Linked DNA regions of Homo sapiens: all the other regions are linked to region 1. Evidence: read pairs that join two places in POLR2A ChIA-PET (ENCODE). Cell type or tissue: CD4-positive, alpha-beta T cell. All regions are shown on one strand. Each heading gives the region's core, and the rest is flanking DNA. Links, peaks and the distances in the headings are about the cores only. Region 1 overlaps LOC105378327 (a long non-coding RNA gene). Region 2 has its middle 25 kb from the start of ADO. Region 3 has its middle 110 kb from the start of ADO.

Region 1 (5,000 bases), core at 1-5,000:
ACAAGGGGCAAAGATAGATCCTGAACTCTATTAAAAACTCAATGAGGAAACACAAGTTCTATTACTACAGCTACTCCCTATCTACCCACTAGGTCATTCTGGCTTCTGCTGGTGTGAGTGGGAGTATGCTATTTATTCACCTAATGACTCCTTCCAAGTTAGAGAAGTTGGAAACCCTGACAACTGTTCCAACCATTAATTCTCTCATTTCACCACCTCTGCACACAGGAAGGTGTGTCTCCTGTATTACTGTCACATCTGCATTTTGACTTTTCAATCGTCTGAGGCTTCCAGCTCTTTGGAATCAGTGATTACAGCTTTGTGATTATACAATTAGAAGAGGCTAGGTTGAGGATACGCTGTTCAAAACAATAACGTGGCTGCCTCACATAGCGTGGTGGACACCTGGCACCACCACCTCCCAGGACACATGCTCACCACCCTGGGTCTCTGTGCTTGTTTCCCCTGACATGGCCAAGACTCTACCCCCATTTCCATTTTGACAGCTTTCTTGTCTAAGTTCTTCTTTAAAGGTTTATTAGGGTATCATGACATTGTTGATTGCTGTTTAGCATTGATTATTAGTATTAGCCCTGCTTATTGAAAAACTTTGAGAGAGTCTTATATTTCTAAGATTTCATCTAGACCTCAAATGCCCTTACGGTGTAAGCCCAGCTACAGCAGAGGTAGAATCTGAGCAGGGAGGGGAGAGTGGCTGCAAAATCTTGGAGGAAAATGAAAGGACAGAATACAATAAAAGAATACTCAAGACTGTAATGCCAAAGCCCTCAGCCCAGGGCCTGCAACACAGTGAGAAGTTCTCAGTAGTCAAAATCCACCTTTCTTGTCCTATGACACTACCCTGCCTTGTTTGGTTGTGAAATAACTTTCAGACAAAATCAGTAGTTCTAAATATTTTGGTGAAGCTCTTTCCTCCTTCTCCTGGGCAAGCCTTCCGCGTGCATTGCCTCCACTCACTCACCTCCCATTTCCACCTATGCTAATTTCACCTCCACACCCAGGGCCACACTGTGGCTTCACTGCATCAAGATCACCAAGTGCTCTATCCAGTGCATGCTTTTAGTCTTCGTCTCACTGGCCTCCCTGAAGCGTGTGACACTGTGGACCAGTCTTATCCTCTTGAAACCCTCTCTCCTGCCTTCCTTGACACAAATTTCTCCTCTTCTCCTTGGCAGTTGCCCTTTCTGGCTCTTCCATCTTTGCCCACAACTTTGAGTTGACGAATTGAGGGACTGTCCTTGACCTTCTGCCCTTCCCACAGGACAGGGCCTCCCCTGCCATGCTTTCAACAGCCACCTGCTCACCAATGGCTCTCATGTTTTTCTCCTCATCCCTGACCTATCTTTTGTGCGTCAAACCCACATAAGCAACTGCACATTGGGCCTCTCCACTTCGGTGTCCCACAAGCATCTCAAATTCAACATGCACAACACAGAATTAGTTGTCTTACACCCCTTTCGTTCCATGTCTTCTATAGTCACTCAAACCAGAATCCTGGGTGGCATCTTACATGTCTCGTTTTCCTTTAACTCTCAACCCTCTCCCTCTACTACCCAATCACCAAATCTTGGTAATTCTCTCCTTCTCTAATCCTTCCACTCTTCCACTCCCTTATTTGCAAACTTCACATCTTTCTTGAATTATTTTAACAGCCTCCCAACTACTTTTCTTGCCTTCTGTCTCAACCAGGCTTATTCTCCCCACAGATACTCAAGCGACCTTTTTAAAATGAAAGTCTAATAAGCCTCTGCCTTACTTAAAGTCTAGCCAGTAGCTTCCCATTGCCTATGTGGTAGAATAAAAACCCCATTGTAGGGCCTGCAGGGGGCTCTGTGATCTGCCTCCTATATTTCATCTCTGCTCTTCCCCCTTCCTTCTCTCCAACTTATACTCTGGCCATCAGAGTTCTAGAAGTTCCCCCAGAGCATCATGCTTTTCAATGTATTTGCAAAGGCAAAAAAAAAAAAATACACTTGCGTTTCATTCCCACCTAGACAGCGCCTACTTCTTCATGAAGGCCTAGTCCAAGCATTCTCTCTTTAGTCTTCTATAACTTTCCCCATCCCCCCAACTCCTCTCCCCTCCTTAGAGAACTGCCCACTTTCTCCGATCTGCCACAGTGTATATATCTTCGGAAGGCATCTACCACACTTATTTACATGTCTGTCTCTCTGCTAGACTGAAAACTCCTTCAGGGTGGGGATGATCTCTTAATAGTCTTTACTCTCACCCCTGTGCACAGATCCTGCCATAAAACAGTTAGAGAACATAGCACCCCACTCTCCATCAAATCAACCAGAACTGAAAGCTCAGGAAGCTGCGTTTGACGGCTTCACTTTTAGTTTCAGTTGCTCAGTCTGGGCAGCTCAGAGCAGCTTCCTGAGCCTCCACCAGTTCAGAAAGCATCCAATCTGCAGTGAAGTGTGCACTGTCATTTGTTGAGCAGGAGCTCACAGTGATCCTGCTGATAGGGAGGCCTTTGCCGCCTTTCGCCCAAACCCCATGCCCTCTGGACTATGCATCTTAAAGGTCATGGTCATGGGCGGTCCTTATCAATCAAAGCATCAGGCGGAGAAAAAAACCCCATTCTGGGATATGGTGAGACATGTCGGTTTCAAAACATTGCAGATTGTTAAATGAGTAATGTTAATGTGATCTCAGAATAGTAAATACAACCCCACAAGGAAAAGATATTAGCTGCATTATCTGGAAGGAAAACAAGAAAGGAAAGCAACATTTGGCTGCAAAAACTATGAAAGAGATGTCTGTATGGTGATTCAAGTTCTACTAGGGCAGGTAAATTGCATTTTTCTGATTGTCTGCCCACTCTCCTCCCCCCACCCCATGTGGGGACATGCACTCCCTCATTAAATCTCTTCTCTGGGGTAGGGTATGGGACTTGGGGGAAGTGAAGGGAAGCGGGGAGCATACACATAGAGGAAGAAAACAAAGGCCTTCATTTTCTAAAAATATCACTCACTATGATTGAGAAAGAGTTTCTCAAGAAATGCGAATGTCCTGCACAGGAAGTAACACTTCATCACACGGCTAATAATCAGCCACGTGCTTGTCAGGGTTAGGTTTTTCCCTTCTGTGGTGAAAAGGTGGCTCCAGGCAAGCCTGGATATCTTTCCCGCCAGCCTGATAGTTATTTAAACACATTCAGCTCTTATCTTCCAAAATGTGTGAGTGTGCTACTCCCATTACATCAAATTCATGTGGAAGACTCTCAGTGGCGGGGGATGGGGGAGTCTGCAATTTTAAAGGGTTTATGTGGGGCCAGACTACCGTTCCCCCACCCCAAATTGTCTTTTCCACACTGAAGCAGCTTGCAGGGGCCTGAATATTTATCCAGTTAAACAAAATGTACTTTCCTTCCACCCTCTAGCTCAGCAGATTTTGCCCCTTCTCTCTCTGAGGCCTGGTTCTTCCCCAGAATCCAGCATCATTAAGGTCCCTTATCCTTAAAGAAAAGAGTTAGGTCAGCGAATTCACTCCAAGATATTGGCAACTCACTATGTCCGCTAATTACATTTAAAGGAGAGAGAAGTACTTTACCCAAAGTAATGACTCTCTGATGGTGAAGTTTCTGGTCTTACCACGGGAGCCGGTGAGACTTTCCAGTGCCTCTCAAGTCTTACTACATTGGTGACCATCGATGATGTCTGACCCTCATGCCAGGGTCATAGCTCATTCCCTGATAAGGGTCTGGTTGCTTTCATCAGGATTATCAAGTTGCTTTTATGCAGTGCATTTTTTGTACAGCTTTTTTTCAGAAGCACTTGGTAGATAAATTAAATCCCAAGGGTCCTTGCCCCTTGCCCAAAGATCCTTAGCATACGCCTCTCCATCCAGAACTCCTTTGACAGAGAGGATCCAGGTTGAGGAGGGGTGAGGAGGTTTCCACCATGTGAGCTCTTAGGTGTGCCAGTCTTGAAGACTTAAATCATATGGTAATCCTACAACAGATACATGAAGCTCCTCATTCATTAATTTATTCGAGTATCACTTATTAAGCTTCCACTCTGTGCCAGCCATTGCTCCAGAGAGTCACCAAAGAACCAGACTGACAAAGTTTCTGCTCTGATGGAGCTGAAAGCTGGAAATTGGTTTAAACTATTTCTGTCTGTCTCCAGAAAGCAGAACTGGGACAAATGGGTAGGAGCCCCAGGGAAGCAGATTTCTGCTCTATACAATATATTATTACAACCAAATATGGAATGGTAATGAGCTCCCTGTCACTGGAGGGATCTGAGAAGAAGCTGCATGATGACTTCATGCATGGAGCTGGGCTGGATCTATTGTCTTTAACCATTTCTTCTAGCAGCAGGAATCTTTTCTTAAACAAAACCTTACCGGAAGTCCCAATACATAAAACAGAGTGCTGAAGTGATATGTACAGATCTGGCGTCACCCCCAACCTACTCACAGCCCCCCATCACCCCCTGCAACATATTCCTCTGTTCACCAAACCTTGGATATCCACAAACAACTGGATGCGATGATCATGAAGCTCCCAGCCTCCCCCACTGTCATGGGCATCTGTGAGTCTAAGTAGGATGGTGGATGATTTCTCACCACCATCTTCCCCTCTCTCTCTCTCTCTCTCTCCATTTCCACCTTTTCCTAGGAGAGAGTCTGATGAAGCCAGTAAAAAGGGTCAAAGGCTCTGGGAGCATAGTGGGACAATGAATGCTGTCTGAGAATGTCAATATGACCAAAGACATTGTTCCACTTGGGTGGACCTGAAAATCATAATGGGGCTCCAAAAAGAGCCCATTGCCTGGGATCCTGAACCGTAAGTTAAAGTTAAAGGTCGGGTCTGGCACGGTGGCTCACGCCTGTAATCCTAGCACTTTGGGAGGCCGAGGCAGGTGGATCTTGAGGTCAGGAGTTTGAGATCAGCCTGGCCAATATGGTGAAACCCCATCTCTACTAAAAAATACAAAAATTAGCTGGGCGTGGTGCAGTGCACCTGT
Region 2 (6,739 bases), core at 1,029-6,028, 140 kb after region 1:
GTTTCGCCATGTTGGCCAGGCTGGTCTCGAACTCCTGACCTCAAGTGATCTAACTGTCTCAGCCTCCCAAAGTGCTGGGATTACAGGCGTGAGCCACTATGCCCGGCTAGTATTCCATGGACTTCTGAAACTAGTGATTTCTTATATTCACGTTTTAAAACTGTTTGTCTTAAACCAAAAACTTTGGACACTGAGTTTGTCAAAGATACTTAGAATCGAATAAGTAGGTTTTGAATATACAAAAATATATCCAGATATAGAGGTATTATAAATGGAAAGATAGTATTTGGTTCTATTAAGTGGTTTATCATAAATTATCTTTTCATAGAAAAGACTTAAATTGTGGACAGGCCAGGTTACCAAGAGAGCTGATTAGGTCCCATCTGTTCAGTGCCACCTTCAGATCCACAGGGTGGCTGAAGTCAGAGCCAATATAAATATAAAACAGAGGGAAAAAAAAAAAAAACTTGACTGGCTTCTAGTTAACAATGTTTTAACAACTGCTTTTTTCCTGAACAAATTAAAAAAAAAAAAAGTTCAGGTATTGTAGGTCAAGATGCTCTGGGAGGTTGATCGCAAAACACCACAGCTGGTCTTTACACAAATAGAACAAGACTTTTCCACCTAGAAAGGGGTCTAGGTAATACTTGGGGAAAGTATACATTTCCCCTAAGGATGCTGCTATTGCTTAAAACACTTGGAGAACTTCTCCTTCATAATTTCCTTTCAGAGCCTTAAGCACATTCTTTAGAATATTCTCAGTGGTGATGTACCTTTATAATTTAAATTTTTATTTCATTTAGGGGATGGGTGGGAAGATTTTAAAGGAAATGATGGGGAGATTTAAGTAGCCAACAATCTTTTGAAGGAAAACCCAATGAATAAAGTTGGTCAGTAAAAAAGGTTAGTGCTTTTTCACATCCATCTTATTCACCAAAAAGAACAGTTTTCAAATGGGAAAAGAAAGGCAGCTATCATTAAGAAGGCACTAAAATTTAAGACAGATTTTTTAATAATTGCTAATTTAAATGAGAAGAATTGCATCCCATGTGCCTCCCTGCAAAAGACAATGAAAACAAAAATGTTTCAGATGTAATCAGAGAACCATAGTCAGTGACATTTTAAAAATCAGGGAGAAAGACTAAGGATAGATCAAAGCCCCTAAGACTAAGATATAATCCTAAGACTAAGGATATTTCAGAGAGAAGGAACAGATTGGGAGAGGAAAAAATGGAATCCAGAAATTTCATGTTGTTTCTAGAAAAATTCTATGATAGGGTGTTAAAATATGACTCCAAATTATAGAATGCTAGATATAATTGAGTTCATAGTTTTCCAGATTTTTTTTTTAAATGGTGGGTAAAACAGACAAATTGACTTGCCTGAAGTGATAAAACTAAGCATCACAGGGAAATCCAAATAATCACCCAAGTTTACATCCTGATGCCTTCTTACAACACTTAAAAAATAAAATAATGATCACTAGAAAGAAGTGGGTTCAGAAAGAGACCAACAGAATCCACAAAGTCACAGCAAAGTCATCTTTAATAAGTGATTAAATAGGGAAACACCATAGAGTCAGTGTATCAGCATTCTAGCAAAGCATTTCATTCAGCATTGGGTGATATCCTTGCAGACAAGATGGGAAAATGCCACCAGGTGCTAGTAACAGCCAGGAGGATTTAGAATAGTTGGGTGGTTTAACAGTCATAGCAAACTTGTGGGTAGAGGCCACCTTCTGTGTGCAGCAAGGCTCTCATTGAAACATCTGTATTATGACTTTGGGGTAGAGATGGCAAGTATGTTTATCAAATCTATGTTATAATACTAAAAGAAAATTTGAAAAATTGACGTAGAATTCAACCACCACCATTATAAATTGTATATATACGCATATATATACACATACACATATGTAAACACATATATGTATAGATACATATACACACTCATATATGTATATGTGTATATAGGATGGAGGAAGCTGGCTTATAATGGTTCACATTAAAACAAATTTAAAAATAAACAACAGCAAATAATTCTTACTTGACCACAAATTCAATAGAAGCCACCAGGGCAGTATGGATACCAAAAAAAGCAAACAGTCTTAATCCGTATGAACAGATAGTGTCATTGTCCCCCCCACACTTTGGTGTAGGGGCTTCAGTGACTCCATCCAGAGGATTATGTTTCATTCCCAGCCCTAGGTTTCATGAAGAACCTCCACAAACTAAGTCAGCCCAGACAAGGGTGACCAGAACAATGAAAGCCAGAAACTTGAGAAGGGGAGAATCTGATATGCTTAGCTTGAGAAGAGAAAGCCTAGATGTTATAGGATGGTTGGTTGTCTTCAAATATTTGGAACAAGTCATGAGAAAGGGAGGGAAGGCATGTTGTATGTAAAAGGAAAGAACTCTGGCTGCATAATAGAAGAAGCCAGATTCATCTTCACATCAAGAACTTTCTTACCAGCCTTCCTGGCCAGCAAAAGGATGGATGGCTGCCTCGCCATGTGTGGTCAACAATGGGTGCTTCAGCACCACAAGGGCTCGAGGGAAGTTGGGTGACTATCGGTCAGGGAACCCCTGGGAGACATTCCTGCAGCTGGAATTAGAGGATAGATCAGATGCTTTCCAAGAGCCTTTTCCAAAGTTAGAGTTGGGTTTTGTTTCCAAGAGTTGTGACCATGAGGTTTTGAGAATGATTTTCTCTCACAGCTCATCTAGCATCTCTTTGGGTCATTTTCAAAATAGGCTAATCTTCTTCTTAAGATTTTTATTCATGAAATTCTCTTCCACAAATTAGAACTAACATCCTTTCCCATTTCCACAATGCCTCCTCCACTAATCCCATTAGCCTCTTTCTAGGATATAGAGATAACTGTAAACTTGGCCAGAGAGCCAGCTTCAGGTGTTATCTTCCTATATTTGTCTCCTTCCTGTTATTGTCTGTTTGTGGCTCTTTTAGATTCTGAATCTCCTTAATAAGCTGCTGGGTCTAAAATTGGCCCTTTGCCCAGAGTGGGGTTTCCCCAGCCTAGAGGTATGAAAAGACACTTCACACTCTGTGGCACGGGGGAAGTCCCAAGGCCCCCACAGAGCTAAACTATTTTATTTTAAATATTAAATAGAAAAGGAGCTTGATTAGTGGGTGTAGAAAAGAGGGGAATTTTCAGTTGTGAAATAGTGACTAGATTTTCAGTTGTGAAACAGTGACTATTTTAACAATAAAAGATCATGTCTCATCCTTGACTCACACATATACATCTGTTTGATCAATTTGCTCTTTTACCAACTCTCCAATATTCTACTAGCACCATCAGAATAAGCTGTTCAGCCTGTGCAACACAGAGAGACCTCATCTCCACAAAAACAAAAACAAAAACAAAAAACAACAAAAAAAAATTCGCCAGGTATGGTGGTGTGTGCCTGTAATCCCAGACACTCAGGAGGCTGAGGTGGGAGGATGGCTTGAGCCCAGGAGGTTGAGGGTGCAGTGAGCTATGATCGTGCCACTGCACTCCAGCCAGGGCTACATAGCGAGACTCCATCGTTAAAAAAAATAAAATTAAACAAATAAATAAATAAATAAATAAATAAGTAAAAGAAGCTGATCCAGAGGTACCAGAGTTACAACTAGATAACACGTTATCATCTGAACCAAACAGAAAATTTATGTTTACTTTTTGAAAATATTGAGAAAATCTCATTTGTAGTCAATGTCCAAGTGTTTCCCACATACCAAAGGCCTTAGACAAAGTTTTGTATAACTTTCATCCATTAACAACTCACTGGAAAATGCCAGCGAATTTGGGAGTAAATTCATTCACCTTCTATGGGTTAAAAATGGGACTCCTCAAGTCATCTGGACCCTTTAAAAAAATCTTCATAGCCTCCTTTAACAGACCAGTGGAGGAGAAAAAGCTGGGAGAGAGTCTATGTCTACTCAAGGCTATCACTACTGAGTCCAAGTGCATGGTAAAGATGAAAGAGAAACAGCTTGCATGGGTCTACTCATCCTATTAACCCACTGGGACAAAGATCTAGAGGCAGGTCACAGTGCTTAAAGACTAACAAAGGAAAGTTAAAGGAATTGGCAATGAGGAGATGGAGGAAGCAGGAGGTGGAAGACGTTCACTCTAAGCATCTGGATCCATAACTGGGCACTGAACTTTAAATTCCAAGCAAGGAGAAAGGAATGGGGTCCATACAGGTTAACCCTCAAAGGGCCCATAGCTTCCTCTTTGCTGTCCCATCCCCAGATTTGGAGCACGTGTGTAAATTGAGCCTACTGATATAACAATCTTGTCTGTCAGGGACCTCTCTGGTTCTTCCTATGTTATACCAGCAAGAAGGGATGGAGGGTTCTTTGAGGATGATCCACTGAGATGCTAATCCACAAAATAATAACCCCAGGAGATGGGTTAACAAAGAACAGAAGGTGTGAATCATCAATAAAAGTAAAAATTTATATTTAGTATACATTAAGAAGTATACCCCAAAACTAGTTTTTTTTAAGCTGCCAAGATTATTCCTGCCTGAGAACATCTGCCAGGAAAGTTCTACTCAGATCTTACCGTGGCCAACTCCTTGTTGCCCTTCAGGTTCCACTCAAGTGCTACAATCACAGAGAGGATTTCTTTGGTGTTCCAGACTAAAGCAGCCACCCAGTGGCTACTCTACTGTCCAGTTTATCGTTGTGTCACTCTTATTTTCCTCTCAGTACTTAGGGCTTTTTGCAAGATAATTATCTTCTTCCCTTGTTTCTTTTCTATTGTCTGCCCCTCCTTCTGGAATATGAACTCCATGCAGACAGGAATCTTGCTTGTCTTTTCACTGCTATATTCCTCACCCATAGGTACCATGGAATGCATGGAATGAGTGTTTAATACACATTTGTTGAATGAATGAATGACCAAATCAATGCTGGTAAGTTCTCAGTTCCTAATAATTCAGAACTAAGCAATTTTCTGGTTTTTAATTGAATATCTAACAGATTTTCTTGCGGGGAGAACTTCATTCCCCAATAATACCAGACAAATGGAGCATGTAAATAGGAAACCATATTGTCATTGAGATTTAAGCAATTTTACAAACAAAATTTCTTTCTAAGCACACGCTATTAGAGAAGACAGACTATGAATCACAATTGTAAAATAAAACTATCTATCACTTACTGTTTCTGACCCCTATACCACTACTCATCTTTCTCCTGACACCTAGGAAGCTGTTGTATGCAAAGGCCACCTCTTTATTTCACTGAGCATCTTTTTCACTTAGCTTCATTGTGTGAAATTATTTCTCTTTTATTCCTGCCCCAGAAATCTAAACAGAGTCCCAATCTTATATCCAGGAACAGCAGAAGACTGGTGCGATATAAAAGTATTACTCTCACTGGTGGCTGGCAAGATGGCCGAATAGGAACAGTTCTGGTCTGCAGCTTCCAGCGAGATCAACACAGAAGGTGAGTGATTTCTGCATTTCCAACTGAGGTACCCAGCTCATCTCATTGGGACTGGTTAGACAGTGAGTGCAGCCCACAGAGGGCAAGCCAAAGCAGGGTGGAATTTTGCCTTACCTAGGAAGTGCAAGGGGTTTGGGAACTCCCTCCCCTAGCCAAGGGAAGCTGTGAGGGACTGTGTCATGAGGAATGGTAGTCTGGCCCACATACTATGCTTTTCCCATGGTCTTTGCAACCTGTAGACCAGGAGATTCCCTCAGGTGCCTACACCACCAGGGCCCTGGGTTGCAAGCACAAAGCTGGGCAGCAGTTTGGGCAGACACCGAGCTAGCTGCAGGAGTTTTTTTTTTTTCATACTCCAGTGGCACCTGGAACACCAGTGAGACAGATCCGTTCATTCCCCTGGAAAGGGGGCTGAAGCCAGGGAGCCAAGTGGTCTAGTTCCGTGGATCCCACCTCCACAGAGCCCAGCAAGCTAAGATCCATTGGCTTGAAATTCTCACTGCCAGTACAGCAGTCTGAAGTTAACCTGGGATGCTCCAGCTTGGAGGGGGTAGGGTCATTCGCCATTACTGAGGGTTGAATAGGTGGTTTTCTCCCATAGTGTAAACAAAGCCCCTGGGAAGTTTGAACTGGGCGGAGCCCACCGCAGCTCAGCAAACCACTGTAGCCAGACTGCCTCTCTAGATTCCTCCTCTCTGGGCAGGGCATCTCTGAAAGAAAGGCAGCAGCCCCAGTCAGGAGCTTATAGATAAAACTCCCATCTCCCTGGGACAGAGCACCTACGGGAAGGGGTGGCTGTCGGTGCAGCTTCAGCAGACTTAAACGTTCCTGCCTGCTGGCTCTGAAGAGAGCAGTCAATCTCTCAGCACAGAGCTCCAGCTCTGCTAAGAGACAGAGTACCTCCTCAAGTGGATCCCTGACCCCCATGCCTCCTGACTGGGAGATACCTCCTAGCAGGGGTCAACAGACACCTCATACAGGAGAGCTCTGGCTGGCATCCGGCAGGTGCCCCTCTGGGACGAAGATTCCAGAGGAAGGAACAGGCAGCAATCTTTGCTGTTCTGCAGCCTCCGCTGGTAATACCCAGGCAAACAGGGTCTGGAGTGGACCTCCAGCAAACTCCAGCAAACCTGCAGGGAAGGGGTCTGACTATTAGAAGGAAAACCAACAAACAGAAAGGAATAGCATCAACATCAACAAAAAGGATGTCCACACAAATGCCCCATCTGAAGGTCACCAACATCAAAGACCAAAGGTAGACAAACCCACGAAGATC
Region 3 (6,739 bases), core at 1-5,000, 52 kb after region 1:
GCCTAATTCAAAGGAGAAGGAGAGAACTGAGTCCTCTTTTGGTGATTTAAAGACCTTTGAACTTGGGTACAGATACCATTTTAAAAGTTAGAAAATGCAAGAAAAGGAACCAGTTCAGGTACAGGAGAAAAACCATCTGTTGCTATAGTGTGTGAGGTTAAGGCTTCCACTGGCACAAGGCCTTGGATAGAAATGAATCCTTCTGTTTCCTCCTCTGTGAAATGGAGATATCTGGGTGTACTCCATAACTTCTACAGTTAGCCTTACTGATTTCTAAGTATGAGCTTCTCAGGGGCTAAAGTCTCTTTACTCATGATTCATGGTGATTTGGGGAGTGGATGTATGACTCACCCCTGTGTACTTATTTAGATACATTACTACTTACCCAGGCAGCCTTGAATAGACTTGCAAAGTCAAATATGGGCCCAATATTCTAATACCTGAAAAGAGAGATGGGTTTTGTCTGTTTTCTAAACATCAGTTCCTTTGGCATACAAAATTCCAATAGTAGTTATTGAAACCCTATAGTTTCTTGTCAACTTGGATGAAAATTATAGTACTTTATCAGTCAGGATACAGTCAGGAAAATAAACAATACTGGGTATTCTAACAGAGAAAATATAATATAGGGATTTGGTGAAATAGACAATGGAGGACTGAAAAAGCAAAATAAACACACTGAGCTAACACCAAGGTAGTAAGTTCAGGAAGTATCCACCACCACCCAGGAGAAGCAACAAGAAATTGGAGTTATCAGAACCTACAAGCTCAGTGGGGGGCCCTATGGAGCTGAGATGCCAGCCTCCATGGAAGCACTGCCCAGCTCATGCTGCTCTCTGAGGGCCCGCATTAAAGTTGGCTCTGCAAGTGCCAGAAGAAGGTGAACTGAACCTACTGCCACTGCTGGGGTGAAGGGCCATTGCTTGCAGAAGAAGAGCAAGTCCCCTGTCCCCTCTCCCTGTCCCCTCTTGTAATAACCTAACCTGAAGCCACTAACAAAGAAGAAATATAGTTTGCAGGCCAGGCACGGTGGCTCACACCTGTAATCCCAACACTTTTGGAGGCTGAGGGGACAAATCACAAGGTCAGGAGTTCAAGATCAGACTGGCCAACATAGTGAAACCCTGTCTCTACTAAAAATACAAAAAATTAGCCAGGCATGATGGCAGGTGCCTGTAGTCCCAGCTACTTGGGAGGCTGAGGCAGGAGAATCTCTTGAACCCAGGAAGCAGAGTTTGCAGTGAGCCACGATTGCACCATTGCACTCCAGCCCAGGTGACAGTGTGAGACTCTGTCTCAAAAAAATATATATATATAGTTTGCAGAGTCCCAGGATCACACAACAAAGAAAGCAGAGAAGGGTGGATTTGGAGCTGGAAACCAATAACTTAGTAACTGACATGAGGACTTTTACATAGCACATGACTTGAGAAATATCAGATTGCTAGGTTATTTTCTGAACAAGACACCACAAAATATAAAAACTCTTTCAGATAATGGAGTACAGACTAGAAATATTAAACTACTCTCCCATAAGCCTCAAAAGAAAAAAAGCAAATGGATACTTTGTGGTGTGAAAGTGCTTATGGTAATGTATAGAGATCAAGGTGGACATACCCTGACATGACCTGCCCCCTCAGAGATTTATACCCTCATCTAATCCCACCCCCTTGAGTGTAGCCAAGACCTGAGAATTGCTTTTAACCAATAGAATATGGCAAAGATAATGGGATATTGCTCCCTTGATTATGTTATAAAATTCAGTCTTAGCCAGCTGGAGTGAGAAAGAGTCTCCCGCCAGGCTTGAAGAAGCAAATATCCATGCTGGACTGGCCAGTGGCCTCTAGGACCTGAGAGTGGTTTCCAGCCAACTGCCAGTAAGAGGCAGGGGGCCTTGGTCATACAGCCTCAGGGAAATGAATTCTTCCAACAGTTTGAATGAGCTCAGAAGCAGATCCTCCCCTAGAGCCTCCAGATAAGATCACAGCCCAGGCCAACACCTGATGGCAGCCTCCTGAGCAAACTCTCAGCAAAAGGCCCAGCTAGCCTGTGCATAGACTCCTGACCCAGTGAAACTGTGGGATGGTAAACCAACATAGGAATAATGCTTATTTCTCTATTTTCCATCTATAGTCAACATTGACTTCTTATTGAGCATCTACCATGGGCTAGATACTTCTAGTCTTCAAGAAGCCAGTTTAGTAGGAAAAACAAACAAGTAACCAGAGCACTCCAGCCTAGTGTGATGTGTTCAGGATGTAGGTGAGCCCGGGGGACTGCAGGAGCCTGGAGGAGGGCAGCCTGGCCAGAGCAGGGGCCTGGGGGAGCCTTCAAAGGAGGAGGTCTTAGTTAAAGGAAGATTAACTAGTTAACTAGGGAAGGGGGCTTTAGGCAGAGGTCCAGATAATTAGATTGTTCTTGATTGCTGATCATTTTTCTCCAACTTCAGTATATGTAACAGAAATCAGAAAGAAAGAATTCAATACAAGTTCTTCCTTAAATTGTTTTTCTTCCATCAGATTTACACTCATATTACAGTATTCAATTGAAAATCCAAAATCCAGAAGAGCCTAAAAAAATGTGTGCTTGAGCTTAGATGTGTCTCCTGATAGAGATTAGATTAGTGATTGTTTGTCTTAATAAACGGCACTTCCTCTTGAAACTGTGCCCAAAACAACCTTAAAAAGTTCCGATTTCATGAAACGTGTCACTTCCTCTCCACTCACAGCCCCCATTTTCCTTCCTTCCCCTGGGTCTCACTTTTTTTTTTTTTTAATGTAATGCTTTCGTGTTTGTAATAATACCCCTCCTTGGCAGGCTATATGATATAACTCCCATTTTTCTGGGGAGAGTTTTGTGATGCAGCGAGTTTTGATCTCAGCCAAGGTCACAGAGAGGGTCAGAAACAACAGAGCCGAGATTCGATCCCTCACCCCAGGAGCCTCAGGAGGGGCCCCACAGCCGTTTTCTTGTCATCATCTGAACTTGGAACAGCCTCCCACCCACATCCAGCCTTCCCCGGCACCTCCTTCCCTTCCCATCGCTTCACAGAGCAGTTATTCAGGGTCTGCATGTATGAGCAGCTCAGCCATGTTGCATGACCTACTTTGGCATTTTCACACTGCTTGGAGAAACTTTAGGGCAAAACCATGATAGTGGAGAGAAGCCTCCCTCCCAGCCACACCTGGCTCAGTTTGGACCTGCTTGCCCTGAACAAAGGAACAGAGGACAGAGTGGATGAAAAGACAAAGGGGAGGAGTGAGGTGATCACAGCTGGCCTTCAGCAATGCCAAAGTGACCGGTGCAGGAAATCCTTGAATGTTTGGGCAGGGACATAAGGCACCTGTCTATTTCACATCTGCTAATCAATTCCTTATCAAGTCATCATGGAGCCTGTTTGGGGAAGAACCCTGTCTTCTGTGAGTTTTCTAAAGCACCCTGTCCTCTTCCCACAAGGGCAATATAATTAGTAACATCAAACACTGCAGGCTACCATCTCCTGTAAGGTGGGCTATGAACTTTTCAGAGGGCGTGAAGAGCTACCACTCCTATTTCAAATAAAGCTAATGCCAAAGAACCCACATTTAAAGCTCGAAAACAGCAGCTACGTACCCACCACCACCCACAGATCTAGTGATAGAGATTTTTTTTCTGGCTTGGCCTATTATTTATTTAGAATCAGAACTGATTTCTATCTGGATGATGTAGTCATTTAGGTTGACATCTGAAAGCATCCAACAATAGAGTCCCCTCCCTCTTAAGAAGAACCAGTGAGGTACTACAACAGTGACCTCTGTGGCTGAGGGTGGGATTGTGCCAAATCCAGGAAGGCTCATGCATTGACCATTAATCACCTACCTCCCCCAACCTTGCTGAGATCTTGCTCAGACCAGGAATCCCTAAATTGGAGGTTCCAAAACAGGGGCAGAAACAAAAGTGCTGGTTCCTTCCCAGGCAGCGAGGGCTCATTTCTGTTGGAGCCCTGGGCCTGGACACTCCTCCAGCCATTGGTATTGTCTTTGAAGCCAACTTTATGATTTCACACTTGGTCTGGTTTACCTTTTAATGTCCTAAGTGGAAATCTTGGGAAGAGTGATTGGAGGAGTACATGGGTAGAGGAAGAAGAAAATTGAAACTCTCTTTAAAAAAATACAATTGAATTAAGAATTTAGTATTACATTTTAACATAACAAGCACTAAGAGAAAAGTTTCCTTAAAGAATAGACTTTTGCTGTATGTCAATTAGTGCGCCCGTTCTTGTAGGTTTTCTCTGCTGCCTCAGAGCCAAATCTTCAGCCTCCCACACAGATCTGTGAAATCAATTGTCTTCCCCAAACATGTGGTAACCACAGAGAAGTAAAATTAATAAAACTGCTCCAAAAGATGATTTCTAAAGATGACATTCCTACTTTCGCTTTAAGCTTTCTTTCCTGAGGCCAAGTAGGGGCCTGAAGTGGGAACAGGAGGGGTTTGGTGAGAATTTGGGACCCGTTTTTTTAATATTTAAGTTTTAGAGTTTCAGTTTCACTTAGTTGTTTCGGGAGGGAAGGAGAGCAGGGAGAAGTTAAAGGTGTAAGGAGGAGGCCAAAAAAAAAAAAAAAAAGGTAAAGAAAAGCCAATCAAGTTAGGACTGTCACACCTGACAAACATGCATGTCATCCCAAGGCGGTCTGGGATCCACTCAACAACCCCACACACGCCTTCATTTGGTTGCCCGCCTCCCCCACCTGGGTTGAAGGCTACCACTGACGGTGGCATGTCTGACATACCGAACCTGCCACCCAGTGATGTTCCTCAGGAGCAGGCCCCACTCAGCCCAGCCCTGACAATGGTAGCTTAAGACAGGCAGAGGCCATCAGTCTCCATTACGAAGACAAGGTTTTCCTCCCATATTATCCTGTCTGTCATGTCCTCCTTAGACTCCAAAGGCACGGCTGTCTCATACATCATCATCATTTTCTCTCCACAAAGATGGAGAGCCCCAGGGAGGGGTCCTTTTTCTCAGCGTCCTGCCATGGATGGCCAAGGGCCTTCCCTCAGTGACAGAAGCAATGCTGAGCTGCCAGGGGAGACATTTGCATCCCTATTAGGCCCGGGGCTTTGAAGGTGGGGGAGGAGGGACCTGCCAGCCAGTTTGTAAATCAGAAGCTTAAACAAACTTCCACAGTCTCTGGAGGCCTGGAGAGCACTCCTGTGATACCAAGAGTGGAAGGAGAGGGAAAAAACAAAACAAAACAAAACAAAAACCTCAAACGTAGAGCTCCGGAACATACATGCGCTTAGTTTTGGCAGAGAAAAAGATACACTTAGTCTTGGCAGATACACAATCTTGTCACTGAAAATTGGAATATTGTTAATAGCAGTTATATTAAATTAAGCATTGGGTGCATAATTTTACTGAATTCTCACAACAGTATTGTTTTACATTTATAGGACATGTTTCAGGAGACAAAATTAAGGCTCACATGACTAGCCAGAATTAGAAGAAACCTATTTGTCTGACTCTAGGCTGGGCACAGTGGCTCATGCCTGTAATCCCAGCACTTTGGGAGGCTGAGGTGGGCGGATCACTTGAGGTCAGGAGTTTGAGACCAGCCTGGCCAACATCTCTACTAAAAATACAAAAACAAAACAAAAAAAAATTATCCAGGCCTGATAGTGTACCCTTGTAGTCCCAGCTACTCAGGAGGCTGAGGTGGGAGAATTGTTTGAATCCAGGGGGCAGAGGTTGCAGAGATTGTGCCACTGCACTCTAGCCTGGGTGACAAAGCAAGAAGAAAGAAAACAAGAAAGAAAGAAAGAAAGAAAGAAAGAAAGAAAGAAAGAAAGAAAGAAAGAAAGAAAGAAAGAAAGAAAGAAAGAAGGAAGGAAGGAAGGAAGGAAGGAAGGAAGGAAGGAAGAAAGAAAGAAAGAAAAGAAAGAAAGAAAGAGAGAAGGAGGGAGGGAGGGAGGGAAAGAAGGAAGGAAGGAAGGAAGGAAGGAAGGAAGGAAGGAAGGAAGGAAGGAAGGGAAGGAAGGAAAGAAAGAAACCTATTTGTCTGACTCTAGATCTTTATGCTGACTACCGAAATGTGTTAGTTGGTCAGATATAGAATACCCTAGAACTTTTGCATGTGTCCTAAGTGATCATGTTAATAGTTACTACTCATAAAGACCTTCTATATGTCGGGCCCTGTTCTAAACACTTTGCATCAATATTCTCTTTTAATCTGCACAGGGAATAGCATGCTGAGAGACAGGGGTTATTGTGATCATTATCTACATTTTACAGCTGGGGAGACTGAGGTTTAGAGAAATTAAGTAACTCACCAGGTCCTCACTAGCAGTTGGTGGAGTTAGGATTCAGACTCAGGAACTCCACCGACCACAAATAGCCAATATAATCACTGATTTGCTTGAGAAAGTCTATAGTAATCCCAGGAGAAAGGGCCCATCATGCAGTGAAGGAATGCAGTTTTCAACATTGGGTTCCTCACTGATGTTAATTTGGATGAAAGCAGCTGAAAATGAACCTCATGGGACTTCTCAAAGGAGCAAACTTGTCACCAAATCAGGGTGAGGAAGACCCAGGTCTTCCCTTGGGTTCGAGAGGGGAAGCTGATTAGCTTACGGTAGGTATGAATTCAGTTCTTTCTTGGAATCAGCTTGCGGAGTCACTGCTTGCTCTCTAGTGGTCACTGCCACTGGGGATGACCTATTAACAATCGGGCATGAGGAGCTACAGCTCTTAGCATGCCAG

What was found. ChIA-PET counts read pairs that join two places held together with the same protein. Peaks named below come from ENCODE experiments on the same cell type or tissue, not always from the same donor. Only the 100,000 strongest peaks of a DNase experiment are listed, where the experiment ranks them.
Region 2: POLR2A ChIA-PET joins it to region 1 with 13 read pairs; 7 of 35 experiments call an interaction of 5 or more read pairs at or near these places.
Region 3: POLR2A ChIA-PET joins it to region 1 with 10 read pairs; 4 of 35 experiments call an interaction of 5 or more read pairs at or near these places.

The regions. Positions count from the first base shown.
Region 1 is chr10:62,635,163-62,640,162 of GRCh38, forward strand. All of the region lies in intron 1 of LOC105378327 (a long non-coding RNA gene), which reads right to left. Among named protein-coding and RNA genes, the nearest start is that of ADO, 170 kb to the right of the region's middle. RefSeq lists enhancers at 2,120-2,209, 2,500-2,739, 2,750-2,979. In CD4-positive, alpha-beta T cell, for the core only: CTCF peaks have their summits at 1,838 (motif pointing right) and 2,053; DNase peaks (open chromatin) are centred at 1,849, 2,439 and 3,069; H3K4me3 peaks cover 1,324 bases; H3K27ac peaks cover 3,118 bases.
Region 2 is chr10:62,776,609-62,783,347 of GRCh38, forward strand. No RefSeq gene overlaps it. Among named protein-coding and RNA genes, the nearest start is that of ADO, 25 kb to the right of the region's middle. In CD4-positive, alpha-beta T cell, for the core only: no CTCF peak of the experiment used is centred there; a DNase peak (open chromatin) is centred at 3,033.
Region 3 is chr10:62,687,221-62,693,959 of GRCh38, forward strand. No RefSeq gene overlaps it. Among named protein-coding and RNA genes, the nearest start is that of ADO, 110 kb to the right of the region's middle. RefSeq lists an enhancer at 4,103-4,272. In CD4-positive, alpha-beta T cell, for the core only: no CTCF peak of the experiment used is centred there; DNase peaks (open chromatin) are centred at 331, 2,711 and 3,631; H3K4me3 peaks cover 913 bases; H3K27ac peaks cover 1,587 bases.